Linked DNA regions of Homo sapiens: all the other regions are linked to region 1. Evidence: chromatin contacts called from ENCODE Hi-C or POLR2A ChIA-PET data. All regions are on one chromosome and are shown on one strand. The core of a region is the stretch at or near the end of the contact, and the rest is flanking DNA. Distances in the headings are between cores, read along the strand shown.

Region 1 (7,784 bases), core at 3,069-5,568:
CCCCCTGTAGAGAGGCCTGCCCTCCCCAGCACTACCTGAGCGCCTATTCTTTCTTTTTCTTTTTCTTTCTTTTCTTTTCTTTTTTTTTTTTTTTTTTTTGACACAGGGTCTTGCTCCATCACCCAGACTGGAATGCAGTGGTAAACATGACTCACTGCAGCCTTGACCTCCCAGGCTGAGGTGATCTTCCCACTTCAGCCTCCTTAGTAGCTGGGACTACGGGCATGCACCATCACACCCGGCTAATTTATTTTTTGTAGAGATGTGGTCTCACCATGTTGCCCAGGCTGATCTCTAACTCCTGAGCTGAAGTGATCCACCCACCTAGGCCTCCCAAAGTGCTGGGATTACAGGAGTGAGCCACTGTGCCCAGCCTGGGTGCCAGTTCTAACTCATTCTGGGCTTTGGTATTAGGCAGCCCTAAGACAGAAATATATTATTACTCAATATCAGCATTTATATCAGTAATAAATAGGGTCTCCATTTGTTAACTAATTTGTCCTATTTCTCAGCTGGTGGAGGACTTGGGTTGGTAGGGGGTGTTACTGGGCCCCCTCAAATACCTCACATGGGTAGATAGCCTCCCTGGCCGCTCAGGACCACTGGGTGGAAGAGGCTGTCACATGAGCCCTTATGTAATGGCTATTAGGAAACTCTCTTTAAGATAGCTGTGGCTTCTCTTTTCCCAGTGGTATCCTGCCCTTTCCAGAGGAGGCTGCCGTGAGGTGATTGGAAGGAATGTGTCCTGGTCTCCATCAGAGCTGTTGAGTCAGTCACTTGGCCGCTCAGCAGAATTGCTCAAGTAGACTGGGAAGGAGACCCCAGGATAGTTCATGAGTGGCTATGTTACTGTCCCATGGCAGTGCCGAGAGGAGACGCTCATGCACAAAGGGGATCAGAAGCAGGCTTAGGAAGCCCAGCCCTGCAAGCCAAGGGCAAAGGCCAGCCTGCTGTCACCTGCAGGAAGGGAGTGCGGGTTCATATCCTCCTCCTCAGGAGGGAGGCCAGAAGATAAGAGATCATGCTCATGTAATCCACACAGGTCACCCCGTGGGTATAGAGCTGGCTGAACAAGGGCAAAGGGGAGATAGCTGCTGCGTCCTCCTCCCTGGGAAGGCATGACTACAGGGCAGACAGAGGCCAGGAGGGCTCCCTTAGGAGAGTGCCCTGCCCAGGGATTACTAAGGAGGGGCCGTATTCTAGTCTCTCAGTGAAGAGGAGTGGGCAGTTGTACAGGGGAAGAGCCCCGACAACCCTCTGAGCTTCCAGGTCCTGTTGTCCAGCCAGTGGGTTACCCAGGGGAACTCTTTGCTCTTTTGCCTTCTTCTAGGTCCTGCCTCTGCTACTAGTGTTTGGAAATGCTCATTAATTTTAATACTAACATGGGGAAAGCTAATTAGGAAGGTGAATCCACTGCAAAATAAATTATCTGATGCATTTACAAAGGAATGAATTATCTATTGTTCAGGATTGCTCTGCTCCACTCCCCTTCCATTAGCACAGCTCAGAGCCAGCCGGGTGTGAGCTGCACTTGTTCTTCCACTGTGGGGGCCAGAGGATGCTGTAGACAATAAGCATGAATAAGCTTCAAGGAGGAAGAGGTCCTGTTAGGCCAGGGCAGACAGAAAGCCTTCATAGAGCTGGGAATTGAACTAATTTTTAGCTGGGGGAGATATTCTACAACATAATTTGTCATGACTATTCATGATTCCATTGTATAGTTTTTACAATTTGGTCAATCACCTATTGTTGAGTCAATCCCCTATTGTTGAACATCGAAGTTATTTCTATTTTTTGTTGCTATAAATAATACTGTAATGAACATCCTTATATACATATTTTTACATATTTATCCAATATTTAAAGGATATTTTTCTTGAAAGGGAGTTGATGAGTCAAAGGGTAGGCACATATTTTATTTTATTTTATTTTATTTTATTTTTATTTTTATTTTTTTTGAGATGGAGTCTCACTGTGTTGCCCAGGCTGGAGTGCAGTGGTGCAATCTTGGCTCACTGCAAGCTCCGCCTCCCAGGTTCACGCCATTCTCCTGCCTCAGCCTCCCGAGTAGCTGGGACTACAGGCGCCCGCCACCACGCCCAGCTAATTTTTTGTATTTTTAGTAGAGACGGGGTTTCACCGTGTTAGCCAGAATGGTCTCGATCTCCTGACCTCGTGATCGGCCTGCCTTGGCCTCCCAAAGTGCTGGGATTACAGGCGTGAGCCACCGCGCCCGGCCATTATTTTTATTATTGTTTTTGAGGCAGGGTCTTGCTCTGTTGCCCAGGCTGGGGTGCAGTGGTGTGATCATGGCTCACTGCAGCCTGGACTATCCTGGGCTCAAGCTATCCTCCTCCCTTAGCTTCCTGAGTAGCTAGGACTACAGGTGTGTGCCACCACACCCAGCTAATTTTTGTATTTTTAGTAGAGACAGGGTTTTGCCATGTTGCCCAGACTGGTCTCGAACTCCTGGGCTCAAGTGATCTGCCCACCTCAGCCTCCCAAAGTGCTGGGATTACAAGCATGAGCCACTGTGTCCAGCCCACACATTTAAAAAATCATTTTTTTTTCTGATTGCCAAAGTAATACTCACCGTAAAACATTCAAACACAAGATTGTGCTTGAATGTGTTTGAATGTTTTACGGTGAGTATTACTTTGGCAAAAAAAAAAAAAAAAAATAATCAGAGCATCATTGGTTTTGAAAATGAAAGTCTCCTATAGTTTCACATCTCAGAATTATTTTATGCTGACTTTTAAAAATGAGACACTAACATGTAACAGAAACACCTCTGAAGACTTACTTTTCATCACACTTAGAATGGACACCAGAGCCCAGAGCCCACACCACGGCCACATCTCCCTCCACTCTTTCCTCCCCCTACTTTGCTCCAGCTGCTGTGGCTGCCTTGCAGTTTTAGAACCAGTTAAACACGGCAATACTGTAGGCCTCTGTGATGGCTGGTTCTTCCGGTCAGAATATCCTTGCCCCAAATATTCAGGTAATTCCCGCCCTCACTTTTATTCAGGTCTCTGCTCAACTGTCACTATTTTGGAAAGCCCCTCTCTAAGCATCCTAAGCAGAATAGCACACCTCATAATTCAGTTTCTTCATACCACGTATCATTACGTGACATTTAATTCTGTCTATTTATTTGCTTACTGTCTATTTAGAAAACTGTGAGAGCAGCCGGGTGCAGTGGCTCACGCCTGTAATCCCAGCACTTTGGGAGCCTGAGGCGGGTGGACCACTTGGGGCCAGGAGTTCGTGACCAGCTTGGCCAACATGGTGAAACCCCGTCTCTACTAAAAATACAAAAAATTAGCTGGGCATGGTGGTGCACGCCTGTAGTCCCAGCTACTCGGGAGGCTGAGGCAGGAGAATTGCTTAAAACCGGGAGGCAGAAGTTGCAGTGAGCCGAGATCGTGTCACTGCACTCCAGCCTGGGCGACAAGAGCGAAACTCTGTCTCAAAAAAAAAAAAAAAGAAAACTGTGAGAGCAAGGACTTTGCCTTGCTCTCTGCATATCCCCAGTACCTGGAACAGAAACTGGCACATAATAGGTGCTTAATAAATGCATGTTGAATGATTGAATAAAATTAAACTCTATAGTTCTGAAACCTGTTTTTGTGTGTGTGGTTAACAGGAGTCTCTTAATAGATAATACCTAGTACTTTTTTCAATTCCCTTATACATTCATTTGAAGTGTGCATTATAAAATTCATTGTTCAACATACAAATGAGTATCATTGACTTTGGGATCAAAGGAAGGGAAAATTATTCAAAAGAGCACTGTATGTATTTACACAGATGAAGCTGCTTTTTTACTGAACGGTATATCATGGACATCTTTTCACATCAATATATAAATCTTTCTAGTCTGCACAGTGGTACACAGTTTATTTACCCAATTCTCTTTTGATGGGCATTTGGATTGTTTCCAATTTTTCTATATTATAGACAATGTTGCATTGCACATCCTTACACATATATCCTTTGCATGCTTTTAATGTTTTATATCTTTTATCTGAGATGATGGAAAAACCTACAAGCATGAATGTCTAGCATGAGATTGGAAATGCAGTCTGGGAGCTGAGAGCTATCTAGCTTGGGGGTAGATTGGAGATTTCTTCACACATATCCAATCACTGAAGTAATAGGAATCCATGAAATATAAAGAAGGAAATCGAGCAAAGCTGGAAAACATGAATCTTAAGCAATGTCTGCACTTAGAGGGCAGGAGGAGGGAGGCAAGAAACTATTCATTTTTGACAGTTATTTCTTGATTGGTATTTTCTGAAGACTGGAAACACAATGACACAGTATGAGTGATGTGGACTTTGTTCCTGCCTTCCTGTGGCATACAGTCTCATGGAAGAGGAACGCAGAAAATAAACAGTGAAATCAGATGATCATAATAGAGTGGATAATACAAGATGACATGGAAGTACATAGGAGGGCAATTGCCACAGACGACAGCCTTAATGGAAAGTGCTCTAGAGGTTACCTCTGAGCTGAGCCTGATGTAAATAGGAGTTAGCCAGGTGAGGTGGTGCGGGTCAGGAGTGAGGAAGACTTCCAAGCTGAAGGAACAGCACTTTCAAGGTTCGGAGTTGTGAGGGAATGTGGCACATCCAGGGCACTGAAAAAAAAAGTTTACTGTGTGTGTCAGGAGACACACACAGTAAAGTGTGTGAGAGTGAGGTGGGTGGTGGGGGAGAGGACTGAGAAGTAGGCAGGGGCCATGATAAGAGGTTTGGCTTTAATTTTAAAGGCAATGAAGAATTTTAAGCAGGGAGGTCGTGAGATCAGTTCTGTAGGTACATTAGACAATGACTCCGACTGCAGTGCGGACAATGTATTGAAGGGTGTGGCATGGGAGAGAATAAGACCAGAGGGTCACCTGGTGGGAACCAGGGAAGAGGGGATATGGCTCTAAGTCAGAGTAATAGTGTTGGGCGTAAAGAGCAGTGGATGGATTCTAGAGGCATTTAGGAGGATTGGGAGGTAGAATTGACAGGACTTCGTTACAGGCTGGATTGAAGGGGAGAATGAAAGTGAAGAATCAAAGATGACAAATGAATGCAAAGAGCAGCTCCTGGTTTGGGTAATCGAGATAGGAAGATAAGCTGGTCCGGAAGGCAGTAAGGATGAAAACTTTACCTCTGGACAAGTCCCGTTTTTTGTGGGATGTCCAAGTAGAGGTGTTAAGCAGACAGGAGAGAAAGATCTGGGCTGGAGACAGCTCGGTGTCACGGGCATCCAGACAGAATTGACACCTTGGTAAATGTGAACTCTATAACATCCGGGACTTTGTCTTCTTCATTGTGATACCTCAGGGCTTAGAACCTTGCCTGATTCGTGGTGTGTGCTCAGTAAATATTTGTGGAGTGAAGGAGTGGATGAGATCACTCGGGGAAAGTGAGGGAAGAAGAAGGCCCAAGCCAGAAAGCCAAGGAGCACAGGGAGTGTCACTGCTGCACAGGAGAAAGAGAGACAGAAGGAGGGAGAGAGAGAGACAGGGAGGAGAGAGAGGGAGAGAAAAGAGAGAGGGAGAGAGAGGGGCATGTCAGGGACACAGAGAGGAAGCAGTCAGGGCAGGAGGAGGAGCTGGGCGAGGAGAGGCAGGAAGTGGTGAATAATGTCAAAGCTGTTGAGAGTAACTCAAAGGGGCAACAAAAGTCCAAGAGATTTGGACAACACGGAGGTCATTAGTAATCTTGAGGAGACTGTTTTCAGAGGACAGAGGAGTGACAAGGAAGGGTGTAAGGGGAGATAAGAAGTATACATGACCCTTTCAGGAAGTTTGACTGTGAATTAGGTATAAAAGGCAGTGAAAACAAGAGTATTTTTTTTAAGAGATGGAGACTTATGGATTTTTTCATGATTTTGAGAAAGAACAGCAGAGAGGAGATTAAAGACTCAACAAGATGACAGGATAATTGTTAGAGAGAGGTGAGGAGATGGGAGGAGATGAGATTTCCTTCAAGATGGAGGAATGGGCTCAAGTCAGTAAAGAGACAAGTTCCATTTTAACCAGAAAAATGAAATGCCGGTTACGATGAATTTCCAGGTTTGCAGGTGAGAAGTTGGGGTGTTTCTATCTGGTGTCCTCCAGACTTTCCTTGAGGCCACCAAGCAATGATGGGGAATGGCTATGGAGTAAGGAAAAGCAGTAGCAGAGCAGTGAAACGGGAGTCAATGGGAAAGAGGGGTCCATCCAGAGACAGGGAAGGCAACACAGGCCCAGTATCATGGAGCGAAGAACATGAGGACTGATGAGGCATAGGGCTGGTCAGTTGGGGATTATTCATAATATCTGAAGTTTCTGGAAAGTGATAGAGGTTGGACCCTCTACTGTCAGGATCTGAGAAATGAGCAGATATGTGAGGAGTGAAGTCAGCAGTTATATATAACTGGAGAGAATTCTGGAAGGGGAAAGCAGGAGTAGAGGGAGTGCTAAGGGTCATCTGAGCTTAATTCAGGATTTTTAAAAGAAGTGCAGCTAGGCTTGGACATGGGGCAGGAGAGGGAGGGTTTGAAATGTTGGAGGAAGAGGCCGGGCACAGTGGCTCACGCCTGTAATCCCACCACTTTGGGAGGCTGAGGCGGGTGGATCACCCGAGGTCAGGAGTTCCAGACCAGCCTGGCCAACATGGTGAAGCCCTATCTCTACTAAAAATACAAAAATTAGCTGGGCGTGGTGGCCGGTGCCTGTAATCCCTGCTACTTGGGAGGCTGAAGCAGGAGAATCACTTGAATTCGGGAGGTGGAGGTTTCAATGAGCCGAGATCACATCATTGCACTCCAGCCTGGGCAACAAGAGTGAAACTCCATCTCGAAAAAAAAAGAAAAAATGGTTGGAGGAAGAAGAAACAGAGAAGCCAGAGGGAGATGAGATCAAATGTGTGGTGGATGAGTTAGCCCTAAAATGTGGAGGGACCCTTCTCTTTTGTGACAGGAAAGAAGCTGGACAGGCTTGGCACACCAGCAGAGAGGTGGAGGTATGGACTCGAAATTCCGGGGAAATTGTTATTTCTCTATGGGTTATGCATGGGAGAGCAGGAGGTACTTGTTCTCTACTTTCCCCAAACCTCTACTTCACAGGCAATAAGACATTTGATGCCCACCCCATCCCTAGCAATCTGACCCACTGGTTAGGTCAAAACCGAGGACTAAGCATTTGGCAGTCTCTGCCCTGGCCCTAACAGTTTGAAAGACTATTGTAGCTCCTGCCTCAGTGCCCCCTTTTGGGAAGGAAGAATCACAGAAAATCAGGGCAGGAAGTGAGCTCAAAAACATGCGGTTCACATCTCAAAGTACACAGATGGGAGAAGTTAAGTCACCATCACCGAGTCTCCCAAGCATTCACCTTTTCTCCCCAGCTGTTAATTTATGACTCTCTTGTGAAACTCTTCATCATCTCTCCATTGTCCATGGAAAGAAGTCCTCAGTCTTCAGCTTGGGATTCAAGGCCCTCCACCATTTGGCCTCACTTGACTGCAAGCCTCAGGTTCTACTTCCCTCTTACACATATAAAACCTTTTCATCTGGGCTAATGTTCTTTCAAATTGGAGCACCTTACCTTCATCTCAAATTAATGTTTGTGTATAGTGTGAAATGACAAAGTTAGTTATTAAGTGATAAAGCTTCTAGAAGAAAACAGGAGAATATCTTCACAACCTTGGAGTAGGCAAATTTTTTCTTAGGTTACAGACAACAATAACTACAAAAGACAAAAAAATCAGACATTTTCAAAATTAGAAATGTCTGTACCCTTAAGA
Region 2 (7,784 bases), core at 2,638-5,137, 63 kb before region 1:
CACTTTGGGAGGCTGAGGCAGGCGGATCATGAGGTCAGGAGATCGAGAGCATCCTGGCTAACATGGTGAAACACCGTCTCTACTAAAAATACAAAAAATTAGCTGGGCATGGTGGCGGGCGCCTGTAGTCTCAGCTACTCGGGAGGCTGAGGCAGGAGAATGGCGTGAACCTGGGGGCAGAGCTTGCAGTGAGCCGAGAGCATGCCACTGCACTCCAGCCTGGGCGAGAGAGCCAGACTCCGTCTCAAAAAAAAAAAAAGAAAAAAAAAAAGTAGCTCTAAGATGGAAGTGTGTATGATGAAGAAACTCCCTGCATCATCACAGTAACTGAAACGGGGATAGCCAAGAAGGGCTCCTTCATCTGGGCTGATTCACTCAGACTTCTAGGGCCTAATGCTGTTGGAGGGATTTTAGTGTTTTTTTTCAAGGTTTCCATGTGGCAAGATAGCATTAACTCTTAGATGGAAAATGCACCGTTTTCATAGGGCAACATATACCTTATTTTCTTTTGCCATCTGAGGAAGCACATTAACAGTTTCAGAGCCAATATTTATAATTTTAGCAGAAATGTTCTCACAAAGATCTCAAAACTCCTATAACAGACTTGTGAAAGAATTACTATATTTAAGGAGTGGGAAGTCTATAAGAAGCTCCATGGCAGAGGGAGGAGTTGAGCTGAGATGTCCAAGACCCAGAGCCTTTCTCCAGTATTGTGGGTGGTGGCTGTGAGTTGGGATGGGTATCACTGTTGTCTTGTAGGGGTGAGTTTTGCCAGGGATTCTATTTTCCACATACCATCTCGGCAATGGTTTATTTTGGTGTATGCTCAGAACTTGGGCAAAATTATTGACTATAAATGGGCTTAAATCTCTCTTCTAGTCGATTGAGTGCATACTTAGGACATAGTATTTTATGACACCATTATATTCTATGTATCTTGATTATAGGAGAACGCTATAATCCTATTGTATTCATCATATTCACTGTAGTGAGTTAAAGAAGGTTTAAAATTCTTTGCCTCTCTTACTATCAAGAAGTGTGGTCTATTTTCTATTTCTTTGAAACAGACCAACTCTGACACTGGTTTTGACAAATAGAATACACTGGAGGCCAAACACAGTGGCTCACATCTGTAATCCCAGCACTTTGGGAGGCCAAGGCAGGTGGATCACTTGAGCCTAGGAGTTTGAGACCAGCCTGGCCAAAGTGGCAAAACCTTGTCTCTACAAAGAAATTTAAAAAATTAACTGGGTATGGTGGCACATGCCTATAATCCCAGCTACTTGGGAAGCTGAGGCAGGAGGATTGCTTGAGCTCAGGAGGTTGAGGCTGCAGTAACACTGTATAACTTCTAAGGCTGGGCCCTAAGATATCCGTAGCTTCCAATTTTGTCCCATTTGGGAGCAGTTGCCATATAAGAAATCTGGTTACCTTGAAACTTCTATATCATGAGAAAGCTCAACCTTACCACGTGGAGAGAGGGACCAAGTGGAGAAGTGCTGAGGTGCCAGACACGTAAGTGAAATTTTCTTAGACCTTTCTGTCTAGCCACTAGGTAAATGAAGCCTAGTAAATGACCTCAGCCAGTGGCATGAGGAACAGAATAACCACCCAACAAAGCTCTGTCCAAATTGCTGACTCAGAGAAACATAAGCAAATATGATGATTGGTTTAAGCCAGTACGTTTTGGGGCAATTTGTTAACTAGTATAACAGAAACATATCGAATCAAAGTTGATGGAATTAGTGACCCACACACCCACCCCCATTACACAGCAACAACAGGATCCAGATGGATAAAGCTTCTTTATAGTCATTCAAATAGCAAAAACCTTACTGAGCTGAGAGCAGAGCCCAGAAAAATCCCCAAATTCCAGGTGTGGTCTACATGATATTAAATGGAGATATTTTTCTGAAAGCAACTATTTTCCCTCATACCGCTTTTCTGTAGTATGTTGCATTTTTCTTTTTTATTTATTTAATTTTTTGTTTTGTTTTGAGATAGGGTCCCACTCTGTGCCACAGGCTGGAATGCAGTGGCGTAATCTGGGCTCACTGCAGCCTCAACCTCCTGGGCTCGAGCCATCCTCTGTGTCAGCCTCCCTAGTAGCTGGAACCACAGATGTGTGCCACCATGCCTGGTGAATTTTTCTATTTTTTGTAGAGACAAGGTTTTGCCATGTTGCCCAGGATGGTCTCAAACTCCTGGGCTCGAGTGATCTACCCACCTCTGCCTCCCAAAGTGCTAGGATTACAGGCGTGAGCCACCTCACCTGGTAGCTGTGTCTTTCCCACACTGGCCATTATACCTCCCTACTGTAACCCCATTCATTTATTTTATTTTTAAAACAGTCCACAGAATATCATAATAGTAACATGTGTAAACAATGTAGCTACCCGATAGTAGAAAAAAGGATAAATAATTTATAGTACATCCACTAAAAAAATCACCAACTTGAATCTCTTAAATTTAATGCTACAGAAGGGTATCTATGGGCATTGAGAGATATTCTTCTCAGGGAACCTGCCCCGATAGTCACTTAGGTTCTTTTCTATTTTCCCTAAGCGTCGGCCGGCTTGAGAAATAAAGGGACAGAGTACAAAAGAGAGAAATTTTAAAGCTGGGCATCCGGGGGAGACATCACATGTCGGTAGTTTCCGTGATGCCCCACAAGCCACAAAAACCAGCAAGTTTTTATTAGGGATTTTCAAAAGGAGAGGGAGTGTGCGAATAGGTGTGGGTCACAGACATCAAGTACTTCACAAGGTAATAGAATATCACAAGGCAAATGGAGGCAGGGCAAGATCACAGGACCACAGGACGGGGCAAAATTAAAATTGCTAATGAAGCTTCGGGCACCACTGTCATTGATAACATCTTATCAGGGGACAGGGTTTTGAGAGCAACCGGTCTGACTAAAATTTATTAGGTGGGAATTTCTTCTTCCTAATAAGCCTGGGAGCGCTGTGGGAGACTGGGGTCTATTTCACCCCTACAGCCTTGACCATAGAAGACGGGCACACCTAGGGGGGCTGTCTATAGGCCTATACCCCCAGGTGCGTATTCTCTTTCCCAGGGATGTTCCTTGCTGAGAAAAAGAATTCAGTGATATTTCTCCCATTTGCTTTTGAAAGAAGAGAAATATGGCTCTGTTCCGCCCGGCTCACCAGCGGTCAGAGTTTAAGTTTATCTCTCTTATTCCCTGAACAGTTGCTGTTATCCTGCTCTTTTTTCAAGGTGCCCAGATTTCATATTGTTTAAACACACATGCTCTACAATTTGTGCAGTTAATGCGATTATCACATGGTCCTGAGGCAATATACATCTTCCTCAGCTGACAGGATTCAGAGATTAAAGTAAAGACAGGCATAGGAAATCACAAGGGTATTGATTGGGGAAGTGATAAGTGTCCATGAAATCTTCACAATTTATGTTTAGAGACTGCAGTAAAAACAGGCATAAGAAATTATAAAAGTATTAACTTGGGGAACTAATAAATGTCCATGAAATCTTCACAATCCATGTTCTTCTGCCATGGTGTCAGCCGGTCCCTCTGTTTGGGGTCCCTGACTTCCCACAACATATTTCCAATATATGTCATGGAACAGTGTTATCCCACTTTTAAAAGTCTTATATACAGTATTCGTATATGCCTAGAAGAGGATATGATTTGTAATAAGGTAGAGAAGAATATGGGGACTCTGCATGCTCTTATTTGAGTTTCCTGAAATAAGCATGTCATAACATGCTTTTGTAATATGAAATGGTGAGAAAAGTGCTATTTAGGAGGTAGAAGTAGTGATGGAATGGAGGAAGTCTTCTCCAGGGAAGGGGAATGAGGCTGAAGCGCTGTGACTCAGAGAGAAACACCTGTGGTGTCCGGAGTTCCCCATTTGCTATTTGCCCTCCTGTGCACGGAATCTGTGACAGGCAGCCTGCCAACGACATGACCTCTGTTAATGACAGCTGAAGTCTGGGCTCGTGTAGATTCTTAAGCAGAATAGGAATCAGAGTCAGAACTGTGGTTATTAGATGAGTGGCCTTGTCAGAACTTTATCACCAAGTAGTATTTATTAAGCACTCTCTTGCTTTAATGAGTCAGGAAATAGGGTTCTCGTTCCCTTTATCATTCACAGTTGTGTTTCTCAGCAAGTGCAGGGCTCCCTTCCTAAAATGGCCCAGGACCCTTTCTCCTGAAGCCATATTACTAGGCAGAATGTTCCAGGGATGCAAAGTGTTGAGTCAACTACAGAGTATTAACTGAATGTCTCATTGCTCTCTGGGACTTTTTATTCTGGCTCTCACTTCTTCTCCCTACCTCCTACCAGAAAATACAATAGTCAAATCTGTGTACAGTGAAAATCTGTTGTCCAGTATCTCCTTTTCCCTTCCGTTGGAAACATCACTTTGCTTTCCTTTTGGGGAACCACCTCTCCTCGTTCTGTTCATGTGGTTACAGCTGGAATGAGCTGGAATGATTCATCACCTGGCTCCAGACAGTGGGCATGTGACTCAGGCTTGGCCAACTGGCATATTCCAATCTCCTGGCCTTGGGAGAAAGGGCCACAGACAGGCACATGACCCAAGTCAGGCCATGGAGACTCATTTCTGGGACTCTTGCTGGAGCTGTCGAGAGAATGGTGGACTGTTTCTATCTGGATTGCTAAACTGGTAGTTTGCAAGCCCAGAGCTGCTTGTGGCCATCTTTGCCACTTCATAGGTTAAGCCTGCTTCATAGGTTAAAGTCTGAGCAGGCTTAACCTATGACATGGCAAAGATGGGGGCAGGGAAGCACAAAGAGATGCCTTCTAAGGATTTGGTGTCTTCAGAAGGACACAAAGGAAATACAAAGGAAAGCAGAGCTGAGAGAAAGAGAGAATCAGATTTTTAAATGTCTTTTTTTTTTTTTTGAGCCGGAGTCTCCCTCTGTCGCCCAGGCTGGAGTGCAGTGGTGTGATCTTGGCTCACTGCAAGCTCTGCCTCCTGGGTTCACGCCATTCTCCTGCCTCAGCCTCCCGAGTAGCTGGGACTACAGGCGCGTGCCACCATGCCTGGCTAATTTTATTATTTTTAGTAGAGACGGGGTTTCACCATGTTAGCCAGGATGGTCTCAACCTCCTGACCTCGTGATCCGCCTGCCTCAGCCTCCCAGAGTGCTGGGATTACAGGTGTGAGCCACCGTGCCTGGCCTAAATGTCATCTTTTGAGAACCTGGCTCCAGCCACTCCAGAATTTACTCCTGGATCGTTTAGTTGCATGAGCTAAGAAAATCCATTTTCCCCCCTCTTAAGACAGTTTGAGTTGGATTTCTCTCACAGAAAGGTAGGAGAAGGTGGGACTTGAGTGAAGCCTGTAAGGTTGGGTTTTACTTTTGCTTTATAATGACTTTACAGCTTTTGGAGAAAATTCACCCATAGTCACATTTGAGCCTCACCACAACCTTACAAAGTCAGCAGAGTCTCTATTATCATCTCCATCTTGCAGAAGAGGAAACTGAAGCTCAGAGAAGTTAGATGATGTGTGCAGAGCTGGGGATCAATGGAGCTGGGGCACAAATCCAAGCTCTTTCCACTACACAGAGAAGCTGCTGGAGCTAAATCAGATTTGAGTCAGCACAGAGAAGGCAGAGTGGGATTTTGGGAACATATGCCTCAGTGACAGAGACTATTTCTGCTCTTTTCGCAAGATCACCTAATATAGCGCACTAAATGCACAATAACACAACAATAACTAATATCTACTGTTTGTCTGTGCCCAGCATTGGGTTAAGTAAACACTTTAATGGATTACCCATCTCCTTTCGCTTTTCCCAATATTCATACAAGGAAGGCATTATTATTGTCGCTACCATTTAACGAAGTAAGATGAAATAACTAAAATGCAGAAAAATGAAGCCACTTGCCCTAAGTGACACAATGAGTAAGTGGCTCAGGGGGGATTGGAATCCAGATCTGACCCCAGAGAATTCCCCTCGGCTGTCTTTATCACCAGGCTGTAGCCATGGTAAATGGGATTGTTCTCTTCTTTTTCAGTTTATTGTTAGTGCAGGTCTAACAATAAAATGAATAATAAACAGAAACACTATTGACTTTTGTGTGTCGATTTTGTATCATGTGACTTTACTGTATTCGTGTATTGTAACAGTTTTGGGGTAGAATCGTTAGGGTTTTCTATATATAAGATCATGTCATCAGCAAACAGTAACAATTTAGCTTCTTCCTTTCTAAATGATTTAGTGTCTTTTATTTATTTTTTTCTTGCCTAATTGCTTTGGCAAGGACTTCTAATACTAAGCAGTGAAGGTGTTCAGGAAATGCCACCCCAAAATATGCCTCTGTGGTGCACTGGTGGCTTTGCACTGAGGGCACTTAGGAAACAGCAGATGCTTTCTCTGAGCCCCCTTATCTGCCTAAAGATGAATCCTCTAAAAGGAACTCAATTTGTTATGAATCCCCTCCCTAGAAATCTTATCAATCAGGGAAGATTAACTTGGTTCACAGGAGGTGAGACTGGAGGTTAACACCAACCCAGAGATTGTTACCTCTTCTTCTGAGGGCTGCTCCAGACAATTTTTATTAGCTGAGACTGTTTATCTGGATAAGGCAGCCTTTCTTCACCACAAATTTCCTCCCTTTGCTCTATCGTAATTTGTGTCCCCCGCCTCCCCTGAGAAGCTGGAGCTCCTATTCCTTTCTGTAGCTTAGGATGCTATATAGACTTCAATCGTCTGACCCTTCTTCAAGTCTCTTATTCTGTGGGACACCTTTGCATATGCCCATCATTAAATATGGTTTTTCTCCTGTCAATCTGTCTTATGTCCCTTTAATTTGTAGCCTAGCCAAGGAACTTAGAAGGGTGGAGGTTTTTCACTCCCCTACAGTTGAATAGAAGTGACAAGAGTGCACATCTTTGTCTTGTTCCAGATCTTACAGGAAAGGCTTTCAATTTTTCACTGTTGAGTATAATGATAGCTATGGGTTTAATGTATATTGTGTTGAGGTTCATTCCTTCTATACCTAATTTGTTGAGAGTTTTCATCATGAAAGGATGTTGAATTTTGTCAAATATGTTTTCCACACCTATTGAGATGATCAAATGGTTTTTATCCTTCATTCTGTTAATGCGATATATCACATTTATTGATTTGCATATGTTGAACTATCTTGCATCCCAGGGATAAATCCCACTGATCATGGTGAGTGATTCTTTTAATGTGTGGTTGAATTTGGTTTGCTAGTGTTTGTGTGTGTGTGTGTGTGTGTGTGTTTTGTTTTTGTTTTGTTTTTTGAGACGGAGTCTCGCTTTTTGGCCTAGGCTGGAGTGCAGTGGCATGATCTCAGCTCACTGCAACCTCTGCCTCCCGGGTTTGTGCGATTCTCCTGCCTCAGCATCTCGAGTAGCTGGGATTACAGGTGCCCGCCACCACACCCAGCTAATTTTTTTATTTTTGGTAGAGACGGGATTTTGCCATGTTGGCCTGGCTGGTCTCAAACTCCTGACCTCAAGTGATCCACCTGCCTCAACCTCCCAAAGTGCTGAGATTACAGGTATGAGGCACCATGCCTAGCTGCTAGTGTTCTGTTAAGGGTTTTTGCATCTATATTCATTAAGGATATTGGCCTGTAATTTTCTTGTTATGTCCTTGTCTGGCTTTGATATCAGGGTAATGCTGGCCTCATAAAAAGAGCTTGGAAGTATTTCCTCCTCTTCTAGTTTTTTTGGAAGAGTTTGTGAACTGCACCTTAGCAATAAATATATTGACACTGTCAACAACTCTTGGTTGG
Region 3 (7,784 bases), core at 3,854-6,353, 39 kb after region 1:
TGTTCCGTGCTCCACAGTGTTCCTTAGGTGACAATGAGGCGATAGAGATCATTTAATCCAACCAGTTTATGTCAAAAATAAGAATACCAAGACACTTGGGTAAAATGACTCGCACAAGACAGAGCCAGCCTGAGGCAAAGCTGGGGTAAGTCTCTGACTTTGAGTCATTTGTTGCATCCACTACACCAGCTGTTCTCGAAGTGTGATCCATAGACCCCTGAGGGTTCCTGCCATTCTTCTGAGGTATTCCTGAAATCAAAACTACTTTCATAATAATCATATGATGTTTTCTGCCTTTTTCACTGTGTCGACAATTTGCACTGATGGTGGGTAAAACTACTGGCATTTTAGCATGAACCAAAGCCTAAGCATCCAACTGTGCTAGTCATCACTGTCACACACTTGCAGGAAAAACGAATGCCAAATTCACTTAAACAAATGCCCTTAGGCTGGGTGCCTTGGCTCACCCCATCATCCCAGCACTTCGGGAGGCCTCAGCCGAGGCCAGAGGATCATTTGAGGCCAGGAGTCTGAGACCCTGCCTCTACTTAAAAAAAAAAAAAAAAAAAAAAAAGAGAGAGAGTGTCTTTGGTGAAGCAGTCAAAATTAATTCTATTAAATATTGACAATTTTCAAAATAATCTGTGTGCTATGGTTTCAGTATGTCCCCTAAAGTTCTTGTGTTGGAAACTTAATCCCCATTGCAACAGTGTTGAGAAGTGGGACTTTTCAGAGGTGATTATGGTCATGAGGGCTCTGCCCTCATCAACGGATTAATGTCATTATCGCAGGAGTGTGTTGCTGATAAAAAGGAGGAACTCGGCCTCCTTTCTCCTCTTGCACATGCAGCTCTCTCGCCCTTCTGCCTTCTGCCATGGGATGACAGAACAAGGAGGCCCTCCCCAGAGGCGGGCCCCTTAACTTCTCAGCCTCCAGAACTGTAAAAAATACATTTCTTTTCTTTATAAATTACCCAGTCAGTGATATTCTGTTATGGAAACACACAACAGACTGAGCCACTGTGTAACAAAATGAGAAGTATGCATAAAGTACTTTTGCTGTGTTCCAAACTATGATAGTTATCTCTAGGAAAAACACTTAGGCGATTATTTGAGTTGTGAGTTGAACAAACCACTTTTTTTCATGGAGCATCTTTTTTTCTTTTTTCTTGAAAGAACAAATGACAAAGAATGCTATTTCAGACTAAGCATTTGGCAGACATTTTCTTAAAAATGAACAAAGGGAGCCTGTCACTTCAAGGAAAACAACTGATAGTATTTGTTGCTGATGATAAAATTTGAGCTTCCAAGCAAAAATTAGAATTTGGAAAAACTTTTGTTTACCACTGTGGAGCTCGACAGCTTCTCAATACATAAGGTTTTTTTAAGGAAATAGATTGGTGATATTAATGACCGTGATTTTTTTCTGATATGGTATAATAAAATGTGTCAACATTTGAAATACCTGCATAATTCAAAGACAAATATTTTCCAATGACCATTGAATGCACTGTATTACAAAATCATGCATGGGTAAAAGATCCATTCTAAGTACACAACAAACCAATGGATTTTAATGTAACAGAACACGAAAAGTTCATTGACATAATTTCAGACTTCACATTGCAACTAACCTTTAAGACACCTGTTTTGGTGTAGTACCAAAAAAGAATATCCACAATTATCTAAGAGGACTATTAAATACTCTTCCCTTTTCCAGCTACATATCTGTGTGAAGCTGGATTTTCTTCACACATTTTGACCAAACCAACATATTGCAATATACTGAATGCAAAAGTAAATATTTGAGAATCCATTCATCTTCCGTTATGCACACATTTTAAAAATTTCAAAATATTTCACAATGCAAAACAATGCCATTTTTCAAAAATGTAAAATAATCTCACTTTTCTTGCTGAAAATTTTGTTTGGAAGATATGATTTTTAAAAATAGAAATTTGGGCCGGGCACGGTGGCCCATGCCTGTAATTCCAGCACTTTGGGAGGCTAAGGCGGGCAAATCACCTGAGGTCAGGAGTTCGAGACCACCCTGGCCAACGTGGAGAAACCCCGTCTCTACTAAAAATACAAAAAATAGCTGGGCATGCGCTTGTAATCCCAGCTACTCAGGAGGCTGAGGCAGGAGAATCGCTTGAACCCAGGAGACAGAGGTTGCAGTGAGCCAAGATCGTGCCACTGCACTCCAGCCTGGGCAACAGAGCGAGACTCCGTCTCAAAAATAAATAAATAAATAAATAAATAATAAAATATTCTGGTGCCTCCACTCCATCCCCCACGGGTCTGCTGTGTGTGCCATGGACGGCATTGTCCCAGATATAGCAGTTGGTACAAAGCGGGGATCTGACGAGCTTTTCTCTGCTTGTGTCACTAACAGACCATTTATCATGAGCAGCAACTCGGCCTCTGCAGCAAATGGACATGGCAGCAAGAAGTTCAAAGGTGACAGCAGAAGCGCCGGTGTCCCCTCCAGAGTGACCCACATCCAGAAGCTCCCATCGACGTCATCGAAGGGGAGGTGATCTCCCTGGAGCTGCCCTTTGGGAAGGTTACTAACCTCCTGATGCTGAAGGGGAAAAACCAGGCCTTCATCAAGATGAGCACGGAGGAGGCTGCCAACACCATGGTGAATTACTACACCTCGGTGACGCCCGTGCTGCGCGGCCAGCCCATCTACATCCAGTTCTCCAACCACAAGGGGCTGAAGACCGACAGCTCTCCCAACCAGGCGCGGGACCCGGCAGCCCTCAGGCCGTGAACTCGGTCCAGTCGGGGAACCTGGCCTGGACTGCCCCGGCGGCAGCCGTAGACGCAGGGATGGCGATGGCCGGGCAGAGCCTGGTGCTCAGGATCATCGTGGAGAACCTCTTCTACCCCACGACCCTGGATGTGCTGCACCAGATTTTCTCCAAGTTCGGCACAGTGAAGACCATCACATTCATCAAGGACAACCAGTTCCAGGCCCTGCTGCAGTACACGGACCCCGAGAACGCCCAGCATACCAAGCTGTCGCTGGATTGGCAGAACACCTACAACGCCTGCCACACGCTGTGCATCGACTTCTCCAAGCTCATCAGCCTCAACGTAAAGTACAACAACGACAAGAGCCGCGACTACCACGCCCGGACCTGCCCTCCGGGGACAGCTAGCCCTCGCTGGACCAGACATGGCCGTGGCCTTCGACCTTTCAGTTCCCAACATCCACGGAGCCCTGGCCCCCCGGCCATCCCCTCGGCGGTGGCGGCAGCTGCAGCGGCAGGCCAGATCGCCATCCTGGGCCTGGCGGGGACAGGAAATTCTGTCTTGCTGGTCAGCGGCCTCAACCCAGAGAGAGTCACACCCCAAAGCCTCTGTTTTTGTTTGTTTGTTTGTTTTAGACGGAGTCTTGCTCTGTTGCCCAGGCTGGAGTGTGATCTCGGCTCATTGCAACCTCTCCCTCCGGGGTTCAAGTGATTCTGCTGCCTCAGCCTCCCGAGTAGCTGGGATTACAACCGCGCCACCACGCCCGACTAATTTTTGTATTTTTAGTAGAGACGGGGTTTCACCATGTTGGTCAGGCTGGTCTCGAACTCCTGACCTCGTGATCCGCCTGCCTCAGCCTCCCAAAGTCCTGGGATTAAAAGCGTGAGCCACCGCGCCCAGCCCCCAAAGCCTCTTTATTCTTTTCAGCGTCTACGGGGACGTGCAGCGCGTGAAGATCCCGTTCAATAAGAAGGAGAACGCTCTGGTTCAGATGGCGGACGGCAACCAGGCCCAGCTGGCCATGAGCCACCTGAACTGGCACAAGCTGCACGGGAAGCCCATCCGCATCTCATCCGTATCACGCCCTTGAAGCACCAGAACGTGCAGCTGCCCCGCGAGGGCCGGGAGGACCAGGGCCTGACCAAGGACTATGGCAACTCGCCCCTGCACCGCTTCAAGAAGCCAGGCTTCAAGAACTTCCAGAACATATTCCCGCCCTCGGCCACCGTGCACCTCTCCAACATCCCGCCCTCAGTATCCGAGGAAGATCTCAAGGTCCTCTCCTCCAGCCATGGGGGCATAGTCATAGGATTCAAGTTCTTCCAGAAGAACCGCAAGATGGCGCTGATCCAAATGCGCTCCGTGGAGGAGGCGGTCCAGACCCCCATTGCCCTACACAACCACGACATCTGGGAGAACCACCACCTGCGGGTCTCCTTCTCCAAGTCCACCATCTATGGGCACAGGCCCACCACAGCCGGGCCCCCTGGCGACAACTTCCATCATTCCAAAAAAAGCGACTTTAAAAAGCAGCTGAAGTGACCTTAACTGACCAGAGATTTTCTTTCTTTCTTTTTTTTTTTTTTTTTTTTTTTTTGAGAAGGCGTCTCGCTCTGTCGCCCAGGCTGGAGTGGAGTGGCGCGATCTCGGCTCACTGCAAGCTCCGCCTCCCAGGTTCACGCCTTTCTCCTGCCTCAGGCTCCCGAGTAGCTGGGGCTACAGGCGCCCACCACCATGCCCAGCTAATTTTTTGTATTTTTAGTAGAGACAGGGTTTCACCGTGTTAGCCAGGATGGTCTCGATCTCCTGACCTCGTGATCCGCCCGCCTCGGCCTCCCAAAGTGCTGGGATTACAGGCATGAGCCACCGAGCCCGGCCTTTCTTTCTTTAAAAAGAAATCAGTTTACCTGTTTTTTTTTTAAATTAAATCTAGTTCACTGTGCTAAAATTAATTAATTTAATTTAATTTAAATAGAAATATGTATATTAACATGTAATGGGTTTATTATTGTGATCTTAAAATTGACAAATATTTTAAATTTTCTGCCACTAACCTACATACATTTTAAGAGTATATACAAGGGTCCTGAGACAAAAAAATTTGAGAACTGCTGTATTACCCCATCTTGCCCTGCAGAACGTGGACTGAAGGGAAGTACTTTTTTCCTTTCTACTTAAATAACCCAGTGCTGTTACTGTTTTATTTTAAAATCCAATCTACCCTCTTCCTCCAGAATTATTAAAAAGTAGACTGCAAAAGAACCATAGCTTCCTGAAATCAAAGGACCCAAAACAAAGAGAAAGCAAAAGCAGTGAATAAAAGGACTTCTCCAGAGACTGGCAGGCCGACCAAAGACCACTCCCCCTCCAGCCAGCCTGGTAGGAGTTGCCTATTCCTTTTTGCTTCGTTGTTCTCACACCCAGTCACCCACTCCCATCCCCTACATCCCAACCCCCATCCTGGAAAGCTATTGTTCTCCAGGGCCTCAAAACACAAAGGGACTTCACAAATCTTTGGGCTGACTCCCCACCCCATCCTCTCTCTGAGATTACAGTGCAGGGAAGGGCACTTTCAGATTCTGCCTGAGCCTCCACCAGCCCCCTGTTCTCAGGCTCGGGGCTGAGATGAAAAGGGAACACCACTGTTTCTGGCCTGAAAAGGAAATGTAAATGCATTGCAAGCCAGAAGCTGCCAGAAGACCATTTCCCTGTTAGTAAACAGGGCTGCCTGAGCCATCTTTCTCCTCTTTAATAACCTGTGGGGCACCTATTGATTGCGCATGCTGGTCCCTCATAAATTAAAACAGGGATGCCTTCCGGTTGCTCTGTAGCTGCGTAGATGGTGAAATTGGCTCACTAATACTTCATGTTCATGGAGCACAGTGTATCCCGCCACATAAACATGAAGAATATGTATCATCAGGCTCTGGGATTGCACGGAAAACAACCCCGGAAGCTTCTGGGCATGCTGCAGACTTTAATTAGGCAGTTTCTTCCACTAGGATTGGAGACCGGCAGAAACACCAATTGCATGCCTCCTGCCGCAGCCTGTTCTGCTTTCAAATGGGAGGAAGGAGCAAGCCCTGGTGGGTAGGAGATGAGCCTGCTCCTCTCTCTACCCCCTTACCAGGATAGGCACCCGTAAGCAGAAAGGAATGTTCATCTCTCATGCTGTGGTAGAGAGAGCACCAAGTTAGCAGTCAGAAAACATTCAGAACTTCTGCTTTAGCCACTTACAGCTACATGATCATGGGCGCAAGTGCCTTAACCTCTCGGAATCACAGCATCTCATCTGGAAAGTGGACAAAGTAATAACACCTAGCTGCTTGTGAGGCTTGAGGAAAATAAGTCTTTCCTGGCGCCCAGTATGGTCTCAGTAAATACTGAAACTGAAATTGAAGCAGATGAAGAACAGAGTGGCAGGTACAGGGCTGATACTATTTCTTTCTCTCACCTCAAAAATCTGGCATCAGGAACTTTCCACCACTACCCCTAGCCAACATTTTGCTCTTTAAGTAAGAAGTGAGGCCCTGCAACTCATACCTTGGTACATTGGAAATGTTTCTCTTACCCTTCCATCTTTCTGTGCCCACTCCTGAGCTGGCTCTCAATTGAAAATTCATTTAGCAGGAAACCTCTCTAAAATGCATGGTAAACATCGAAAAACATGCTAGCATAGTTTACCATTCTACCAAAAATAGCTTGGCACCCACATGCCAACACTTAGCAGAACCTTCCGAGTTTCTCTGACTTTAAACAGACCCTAGGCAACCAGATCCACTTACGCTTCCCAGAGTGTGTAGCATTTCATTAAAGTTTTACTACAGTCCCCTTCCTCTGCCATTGCTAATTAAAATGAACAAGGACAATGTGGAGAGCCATATTTTGCTATTCCTGGAAATATCTGCTGCTCCAGGGAGGGTGTAGGACATTGAATGGTCCCCTCACCCTAAAGGATATGGTCGCATCCTGGAACTCATGGATGGGTCCAGGATGTGATTGGGTGTGAGAAAAATGAAGCAAAAAAGGTCTTGGCAGATGTAAAAATAAAAGATCTTAAAATGAGATGATCCTGGATTACCTGGGTGGGCCCTAAATCCAATGACAAGTGTTTTTGTGTTTTTTGGGGTTTTTTGGTTTTGTTTTTTTTTTTTTAGACAGTGTTTCACTCTTGTTGCCCAAGCTGGAGTGCAATGTCGTGATCTTGGCTCACCGCAACCTCCGCCTCCAGGGTTCAAGCAATTCTCCTGCCTCAGCCTCCTGAATAGCTGGGATTAAAGGCATGTGCCACCACACCTGGCTAATTTTGTATTTTTAGTAGAGATGGGGTTTCTCCATGTTGGTCAGGCTGGTCTTGAAATCCTGACCTCAGGTGATCCACCCGCCTCGGCCTCCCAAAATGCTGGGATTAGAGGCGTGAGCCACCATGCCCAGCCATGACAAGTGTTTTTATAAGAGACAGAAAAGGGTCTGGTGCAGTGGCTCACGCATGTAATCTCAGCAGTTTGGAAGGCCAAGGTGGGAGGATCGCTTGAGACCAGCCCAGGCAACACGGTGAGACCCCATCTCTACAAAGAATTAGCCAGGCACAGTGGCACGCACCTGTGGCCCCAGATACTCAGAAAGCTGAGATGGGAGAATCGCTTGAGCTTCAGAGGTCGAAGCTGAGGTGAACAGTGTTCACACCACTGCACTCCAGCCTGGGCGACAGAGCGAGACCCAGTCTCAAAAACAGACAGACAGAAGAGGAGAAGGCCCAGAGGGGAAGTCCATGTGAACATGGAGGCAGAGGCTGAAGTGATGCAGCCACAGGCCAAGGAACAAAGAAGCCACCAGAAGCTGGAGAGGCCAGGGAGGATCGTCCACTAGAGGCATTGGAAGGAGTGTGGCCCCAACAACACCTTGATTTTGGAGTTCTGGCTCCAAAACTGTGAGAGAATCAATTTCTGGTATTTTAGGCCACCCAGTTTGTGGTCATTTGATTATGTGCAACATACAGAAAAATGTCTGGTAGGATACATTCCA
Region 4 (7,784 bases), core at 1,531-4,030, 37 kb before region 1:
CTTGGAGAACTTTTCTGTATGGCTAAAGGATTGTAAATGCACCAATGAGCACTCTGTGTCTAGCTAAAGGATTGTAAATGCACCAATCAGCGCTCTGTAAAAATGGACCAATCAGCACTCTGTAAAATGGACCAATCAGCACTTGGTAAAACAATCAGCAGGATGTGGGCGGGGCCAAATAAGGGAATAAAAGCTGGCCACCCCAGCCAGCAGCGGCAACCAGCTCAGGTGTCCTTCCATGCTGTAGAAGCTTTGTTCTTTCGCTCTTCACAATAAATCTTTTTGCTTCTCATTCTTTGGGTCCGCACTACTTTTATGAGCTGTAACACTCACTGCGGAGGTCTGCGGCTTCACTCCTGAAGTCAACAAGACCATGAACCCACTGGGAGGGAGGAACAAACAACTCCTGACACGCTGCCTTTAAGAGCTGTAACACTCACTGCGAAGGTCTGCAGCTTCACTCCTGAAGTCAGCGAGACCATAAACCCACCGGAAGGAAGAAATTCTGGACACATCTGAACATCTGAAGGAAAAAACTCCGGACACACCATCTTTAAGAACTATAATAATCACCGCGAGGGTCTGTGGCTTCATTCTTGAAGTCAGTGAGACCAAGAACCCACCGGAAGTAATAAATTCTGGACACAATATTTCTACTTACTCTGTTTTGTCTTAGCGCCTTAATTATACGTATGGGGCTTGTCTTACATTCTTGGTCTGTCTGTTCAGTCCTGCTTTGGATACACTTATGGCTCATGGGGTTTGCTATTTGTCTTCTGAGGGAGTGACAATGCCCCACTTAGAGCATCTCATCCCTAAGCCACTGGCTGCTCACTCTGGTATCATGTGCATATATGAAAGTGTCCAAGGCCAGATCCTGGTCTGAGACATCTCCCCAGGGGGTTCACACGTTTTGTTGCTACTGCTGTGGTTGTTGGTTCCTGGAATCCCTGTTTCCCTCTATGGTCTCTCCAGCATGGATTTGGGAGAGGGAGCCGGCCACCCTGCTTACTGCCAACTTGGCAAGGACTGGGAGTGTTTTTCTGGCTCATTTCTGTTTCTTGTGTAACCTATCCGTGCTGCATTTTCTTTTTCTTTTCTGTTTTTTCAAGACGGAGTCTTGTTCTGTTGCCCAGGCTGGAGTGCAGTAACACGACCTCGGCTAACTGCAATCTCTGTCTCCCCGGTTCAGGTGATTCTCCTGCCTCAGCCTCCCAAGTAACTGGGACTACAGGCATGCGCCACCACGCCTGGCCAATTTTTTGTATTTTTAAGAGATAGGGTTTCACCATGTTAGCCAGGCTGGTCTCGAACTCCTGACCTCATGTGATCCACCTGCGTCGACCTCCCAAAGTGCTGGGATTACAGGTGTGAGCCACTGTGCCCAGCCATTTTCTCTTACTTGTAGATGGATGAAGCCTATGTTACTATAATTTGCTGAGTATGTGTATTTCTCCATTTTTATTGGTCCATTTCAATTCATTTGCAAAGGGCCAATCAACTGCTACTGTGTTTAATTCCAGAATCCTGCTAGTGGAGGTTTATAAACAAGGTATCTGTGAGGAGATGGGGATCTGAAGGGTGCCCTGCAGGGAAGCTTACTCGAGCCCTGGTTGGTACCTTGGTGACCCCAAGCCCCATGCAAATCATAATGTTGGCTTTTCTGGTGTGGCTACTCCCCACCCTAAGTCACACTGTTACTATCTGGCCAGCCTAAGACCCCCAGGCAAACAAAGATGACCTCCCGGGGGCCAAGGGTAAAGACTAGACCTCTTTGAGGGGCAAGGTTCAATTCTTTACTGCACAGGTAGGGAGACTTAGGCTGCAGCCCGGCTCTGAGAAAGGTTCAGCTGGGTGGAGGAGGAGTCTCTGGGCCAAAGCTGCCCTTTGGAGGAGTCCTGGATCTTGCAGAAATGGCCTGCTTAGTGCCCACCCCCTGCACCCCTGCTCAGCACTGGCTGGGAGTAAGCCTGGGGACTGTGGCTTCAGTGTGAATGTGGGGGTGGGGTGGATGCAGAGCAGTAGCATGTGGGGTATCCAGCCAGGCCTGCTCCACAGAGCAGGAGAGCAGAGCTGGGAAGGGACAGTGGGGATGTGATCTGTTAGCCTTCTGGCTGCAGCGCAGTGCAGACCTCCCTTGCCTGATATGACTGGGTCTCCACCTCTTCCACCCCAGTCTCCTGACTCCTGCAAAAAAAGAAAAGGGGGTGTGCAGGGCTGCCAAACACAGCCATGTCAGGGTGGGCCGGTCCCTGCATTGTGCGCCCACCTGCTGCTGCTGTGTTGTAGGGGAAACCGACCAAAGCACGTAGAGTTAGAACAAAACAAGAACATGGGCTGTGGAGACAGGCTGGCTTCCATGTGCCAGTCTCTCCTGCAGCTTCTGCTCTGGCTGCTGCTCTCTCAGGATCCCGTGCAGCTTTGCCTCGGCCTCACACAGGAGAGTTCTCACACGTAAGGTGGGCCTAGGGGCTGCGGCTCAGAGTCTCCTGTATTGGGATCATTACACATGTCCAGAGTGACAGCTGAGAGGAAAGGGTCCTTGCTTGTGTGCTCAGGAGATGGCTAGGGAGGAGCCACCCCAGGGGAGTTGCCACAGCCAGAATTGCTCTGCTAGGCCCTTCCCTGAAGAGACTTCAATTCTTTTATAGATTTCTCCTTCTTAAACCCAACAAGCTGTTTGGGCAAGAAACCAGGTGAAAGAAACTGAGATTATAGGGGAAGTGTGAAGTGTAGACCAATCATGTGGAACAAGGAAGGGGCGTGACTCAAAAACATAACGTGTGTGTGTGTGTGTGTGTGTGTGTGTGTGTGTGTGCGCGTGCTGACTGGCAGAGCTGGGCCTGCTCTTTATTTGGGAGCCTGCTTGCTACTTTCACCTGTGTTTTCAGCTTGTCTTAGTGCTTTTCTCTCTCATAGTCCAATCCCAGCCCAGCAGATGGTTCACTATGCTTTTAATTGAAGAATGAGGAGGAATCTTTGCACACTTAAAAAACATCCATGGCTGGGTACAGGGGCTAATGCCTGTAGTCCCAGAACTGGGAGGCCATGGCAGGAGGGCACTTGAGCCCAGGAATTCGAGGCTGTAGTGGGCTGCGATCACTGCACTCCAGCCCGGGCGAGAGAGTGAAACTCTATCTCAAAAAAACAAAACAAGATACCATCCAATCCTGGGCCAAGCCCCCACCAACACTGATCCTAAAGGAAAGAAAGCATGGCTGCAGCAGGCACAACAGGACACAGCCCCACCCTTGGAACATCGTGCTCCTGGGGACAAGACACTGGATGCGGAAGCTGGCATCCTAGAACTGACTTTTTCGTTGAGTATTATTACTGTGTTTCCTGGATTCTAAAACACTATTGATTGCAAGATGCACCATTATTCTTTTCTTTCAAATCTAGATCTGCAAACGCCATCATTTTAATAACTGCTTTTAGGCGGAGGAAAAGAAACACAACCACATCAAACGCATGCATCAACTGAAACACCCATCCTGATTTCGGGACCCTGAAAATAAGAAAAATACAGCGCATCTTAAAACTGAAATGGGAAAAAAAAAAAGGAGAACTTATAAAAACTAAATACAGAGGAGACTTTTTCTAATTCTGGAAATGAGATGCAAAACCAATACCCACATTTTGGAATCATAGTATGAGTAGGCTTTTTACCATGTATCACTGCTATTCCTTTTTTTTTTTTTTTGAGAGGAAGAAGGCGTGAGTTGACCTGGTATTACTCACCCAAAAGTGAGGCATTGGGGATATTTATATTCAGCAAGCAGTGCAGGGTTTAAACTGGTGAGTAGATATTTGCATCTTCTAACCACAAAAGTAAAATAAGAGAACTAACTGAAATTTCAGTTTTAGAATGATGATAGCTAATACTTGTGGAGCTCCTTTTTCTCCAGGCACTGCTCTAGGTCCTTTGAATGTATTAACTCATTTAACCCCATGAAAATCCTATGAGAAGGTGCAATGAACAGCTCTAGTCATAGGGATGGGAACAAGGAATCATAGAGATATTAAGCAGTGTGCTCAGGGTCCCATTGCTAGTGTATAGACTTGCACAAGGATAGTATGGCCCTATAGCCCCTCCTCTTAACTGCACTATACGGCCTCTACTAAAGCGTAAGTGAGGGAAATAGACCAAACAAAACTGAGAGTTTGTGGGTGGAGGAAATGCTGAGTTGGGCTAAAGGCAGGAGTATGCTGGTAAAGTGGCTCTTTTCTCCCACCCCAAATGCCCTAGTTCATAACATTTGCCAATTTCCTTGGTGTAAATACTTCCAACAGTGGCCGATTTCAAGACACCAACCTGCTGTTAAAATTCTGAGTGTTTAACAATTGCCTCTCTGGAGCCAGTATAAGCTGGCCCTAGCACGCCACTGGCTGAAAGTAATTGTCCAAATTAATATGCAGCGGTTTAGCCAGGAACGTTTTTTGTGTCATGTTAAATTAAGCCAACTGTGGGTGCGACTCTGCATGTGTGTTCAGGGCTTGGAAATTGTTTCTCCCCTTCTGCTTCTGTAACCACCCAAGGGGTTCACCTTGCCCGCTGCCTAGACAGAGCCGATTTATCAAGACAGGGGAATTGCAATGGAGAAAGAGTAATTCGCTCAGAGCTGGCTGTGTGGGAGACCTGAGTTTTATTACTCAAATCAGTCTCCCCAAGCATTCGGGGAGCAGAGTTGATGTTTGTTTTTTGTTTTGTTTTTTTTTTTAGACGGAGTCTTGCTCTGTCGCCAGGCTGGAATGCAGTGGAGCGTCCTCGGCTCACTGCAATCTCTGCCTCCCAGGTTTAAGCAATTCCCCTGCCTCAGCCTCCTGAGTAGCTAAGACTACAGGTGCGCACCACCACACCCAGCTATTTTTTTTTTTTTTTGTATTTTAGTAGAGACGGGGTTTCACCATGTTGGCCAGCATGGTCTCCATCTCCTGACCTCGTGATCCGCCCACCTCGGCCTCCCAAAGTGCTGGGATTACAGGCATGAGCCACCACACCCAAGAAGCAGAATTTTTAAGAACAACTTGGTGGGTTGGGGCTGGGCACAGTGGCTCATGGCTGTAATCCCAGCACTTTGGGAGGCTGAGGCAGGCAGATCATGAGCTCAGGAGTCGGAGACCAGCCTGACCAACATAGTGAAACTCCATCTCTACTAAAAATACAAAAATTAGCTGGGCATGGTGGCGTGCGCCTGTAATCCCAGCTACTCAGGAGGCTGAGGCAGGAGAATCACTTGAACCTGCGGGGGCAGAGTTTGCAGTTAGCCGAGATCGCCCCACTGCACTCCAGCCTGGGTGACAGAGGGAGACTCCGTCTCAAAAAAAAAAAAAAAAAAAAAAAAAGAACAACTTGGTGGGTTGGGGGTGGGGAGCCGGTGAGCTGGGAGTGCAGGTTGGTCAGGGATGAAATCATAGGGGGTTGAAGCTGTCTGCACCGAGTTAGTTCCTGGGTAGGAGCCACAAGATCACATGATTCAGTTTATCAGTCTGGGTGGTGCCAACTGATCCATCAAGTGCAGAGTCTACAAAATAGCTCAAACACTAATCTTAGGAGCAGTTTAGTGAGGGTCAGAATCTTGTAGCCTCCAGCAGCATGACTCCTACAACCATAATTTCTAGTCTTGTGGCTGTTAGTCCTACAAAGGCAATCTAGTCCCTAGGCAAAAAGGAGGTCTGCTTTGGGAAAGGGCTGTTACCGTCATCTTTGTTTTAAACTATAAACTACATTTCTCCCAGTTAGTTCAGCCTACGCCCAGGAATGAACAAGGACAGTTTGGAGGTTAGAAGCAAGATGGAGACAGATAAGTTAGATCTTTCTCACTGTCTCAGTCATAATTTTGGAAAGGCAGTTTCACTTCCCTACCACCAACCACGGGAGTGAGCCCCTTGCTGGACTCTGGGAAGGGTGGCTTCCTTGCTGGCCTCCCTGAGCGTCACAGAAGAAGCTGAGGACCAGAGTTCCCATTGGAAGGGGGGCAGTTGCCCAACTCAGGTTCAAGAAGGATCCGTTAGGCCGGGCGTGGTGGCTCACGCCTGTAATCCCAGCACTGTGGGGGGCCGAGGCAGGCAGATCACTTGAGGTCAGGGGTTTGAGACCAGCTTGGCCAACATGGTGAAACCGCGTCTCTACTAAAAATACAAAAATTATCTGGACGTGGTGATATGCACCTGTAATCCCAGCTACTCAGGAGGCTGAGGCACGAGAATCACTTGAACCCGGGAGGTGGAGGTTGCAGTGAGCCAAGATTGTGCCACTGCACTCCAGCCTGGGTGACAGAGGGAGACTCCATCTCAAAAACAAACAAACAAAACAAACAAACAAAAAAACAGAAGGATCGCTTAGTGGCTGCCTGAGTGCCTCCTTCCTGAAGCAGAGTGGCAGTAATGGAATTAGATATAAAGTAAGAGCAACTACCAGGTTAAACAAGGGGGAAAGGGTCTCTGAAGTGGTGAAGCTGAGGGGCCAGGAGGAGACTGGTGAGCTGCGGCCAATGAGGGGAAGAGGGCAAACCCTAAAAAGCTAAAGAACTGGAAAAAGGACAACTGTAGAAACAGTCACAAAGTAGGGTCACAAACCCAGATACCTACATAAGCCAGTCAGATAATTTAAGTGGGCAAATTGGACAAGGTATGATAAATAAGGAGTGATGGGGACTGTGAAAAACTGTAAATACACACCCTGCCAGAAGACCTCAAAGGTTTGTTTTAAGTTTTTAATTTAAAATTTTTTTAACATTGTAGACCAAACAAAACAGATCCGCAACCTGGATGCAGGCCTTGACTTTGTGAGTTGTCACAAAGGCCCTCTTCCAAAGGTTTTGGATGACAGTTGCCCCTGCTCCTCATTTGAGGCACTGGGGTACCAGGGATGGGGCAGCCAGCGGGATCCATCCATCCCAGGTGCAGGCTATAAGGGATGCATTGTCTGTAGCGAATTTTAAAACAAACTAAAATCCAGTCTGCTTTTTATTTTCACCACATGCTGGCAATTCTAAACAGTTACAGTAATAAAAATATTCCTCCTTGAAAAAAATCTTGTTCCCTAAGTTCTAAATAATTGTTATGGCTGCTGTTGAGTTTTAACAATGGAGGCTTTAAATTAATGCATTTAAATAACATCTATTAATGATCATTATATTCTATATAAGACATTAATTTGAAAAATTAATCCTTGACTCAAGTGGATTCACCCACAATTTGTTTCCAGAGTAAGTACCTAATAATTTGGAATCTCTGGGTTCTAAACCCTGTGGAACTGAAACTGCCCCAGTAGTCCCATTGATAGTTTTTTGGATACATGTAGAAATTGACCCTTCTGGATTGAAACTTACATTTGTTCTTCCTGGGTTCTTTCCTCAGGAAATGACCTTCAGGCCTCTCAAAAAAAAAAAAACCTCAAAAACCTCAAAGAACTGAAACTCCCCAGATCACCACATCCAGACAGTGAGATGCCAGGACCCCTCATTCATCATCACTGCTTCCCTTGCCCCTCCCTAGTTCCTGTTTTCTTACACATTGTTTCATTTCTTCCCTGCTATATAAACCCCTGGGTTTTGGTCAGTCAAGGAAATGGATCTGAGACTGAGCTCCCATCTCCCCAGCTGCAGCACCCAATTAAAGTCTTCCTTGGCAATGCTCACCTATCATCGTCTCAGTGATTGCCTATCTGTGCGTCAAGCAGCAAGACCTAGACCGAACCCCTGGTGTTTTGGTAACAGAACCATATATTCCTATGCTTAAACAATAGATTGAAAATAAACCATGCTAGGCATAATTGTAAC

The links. A loop is a pair of places that touch in the nucleus more often than their neighbours do. ChIA-PET counts read pairs that join two places held with the same protein, here RNA polymerase II (POLR2A). Pooled maps may share reads with other maps.
Region 2: a pooled map shows a loop between it and region 1 (2.2-fold over the local background). The contact joins two enhancer-like sites. A Hi-C loop is called at or near these places in 6 of 50 pooled maps. POLR2A ChIA-PET finds 5 or more read pairs at or near these places in 5 of 52 experiments (AG04450, GM10248, H1 and 2 more).
Region 3: a loop to region 1 is called in a map of dorsolateral prefrontal cortex, with 3 times the contacts of the local background. The contact joins two enhancer-like sites. A Hi-C loop is called at or near these places in 17 of 168 maps with a recorded cell type or tissue (CD4-positive, alpha-beta memory T cell, CD8-positive, alpha-beta T cell, Caco-2 and 13 more), 6 of 37 single-sample maps with no recorded cell type and 12 of 50 pooled maps. POLR2A ChIA-PET finds 5 or more read pairs at or near these places in 13 of 52 experiments (AG04449, BJ, CD4-positive, alpha-beta memory T cell and 10 more).
Region 4: a pooled map shows a loop between it and region 1 (2.6-fold over the local background). The contact joins two enhancer-like sites. A Hi-C loop is called at or near these places in 2 of 168 maps with a recorded cell type or tissue (CD14-positive monocyte and HepG2) and 3 of 50 pooled maps. POLR2A ChIA-PET finds 5 or more read pairs at or near these places in 10 of 52 experiments (A549, A673, AG04450 and 7 more).

What each region holds. Positions count from the first base shown.
Region 1 is chr14:65,238,558-65,246,341 of GRCh38, forward strand. No RefSeq gene overlaps it. Among named protein-coding and RNA genes, the nearest start is that of LINC02324, 20 kb to the left of the region's middle. RefSeq lists an enhancer at 1-62. Within about 2 kb of position 4,319, at least 3 of the 41 ENCODE cell types and tissues checked have a DNase peak (open chromatin) inside an H3K27ac peak, as active enhancers do.
Region 2 is chr14:65,176,129-65,183,912 of GRCh38, forward strand. No RefSeq gene overlaps it. Among named protein-coding and RNA genes, the nearest start is that of LINC02324, 42 kb to the right of the region's middle. RefSeq lists enhancers at 3,651-3,850, 3,921-4,010. Within about 2 kb of position 3,888, at least 12 of the 41 ENCODE cell types and tissues checked have a DNase peak (open chromatin) inside an H3K27ac peak, as active enhancers do.
Region 3 is chr14:65,276,953-65,284,736 of GRCh38, forward strand. It overlaps the pseudogene PTBP1P. Among named protein-coding and RNA genes, the nearest start is that of MIR4708, 54 kb to the right of the region's middle. RefSeq lists enhancers at 4,954-5,522, 4,975-5,044. Within about 2 kb of position 5,104, at least 6 of the 41 ENCODE cell types and tissues checked have a DNase peak (open chromatin) inside an H3K27ac peak, as active enhancers do.
Region 4 is chr14:65,202,816-65,210,599 of GRCh38, forward strand. No RefSeq gene overlaps it. Among named protein-coding and RNA genes, the nearest start is that of LINC02324, 16 kb to the right of the region's middle. RefSeq lists enhancers at 2,217-2,326, 5,590-5,679. Within about 2 kb of position 2,781, at least 7 of the 41 ENCODE cell types and tissues checked have a DNase peak (open chromatin) inside an H3K27ac peak, as active enhancers do.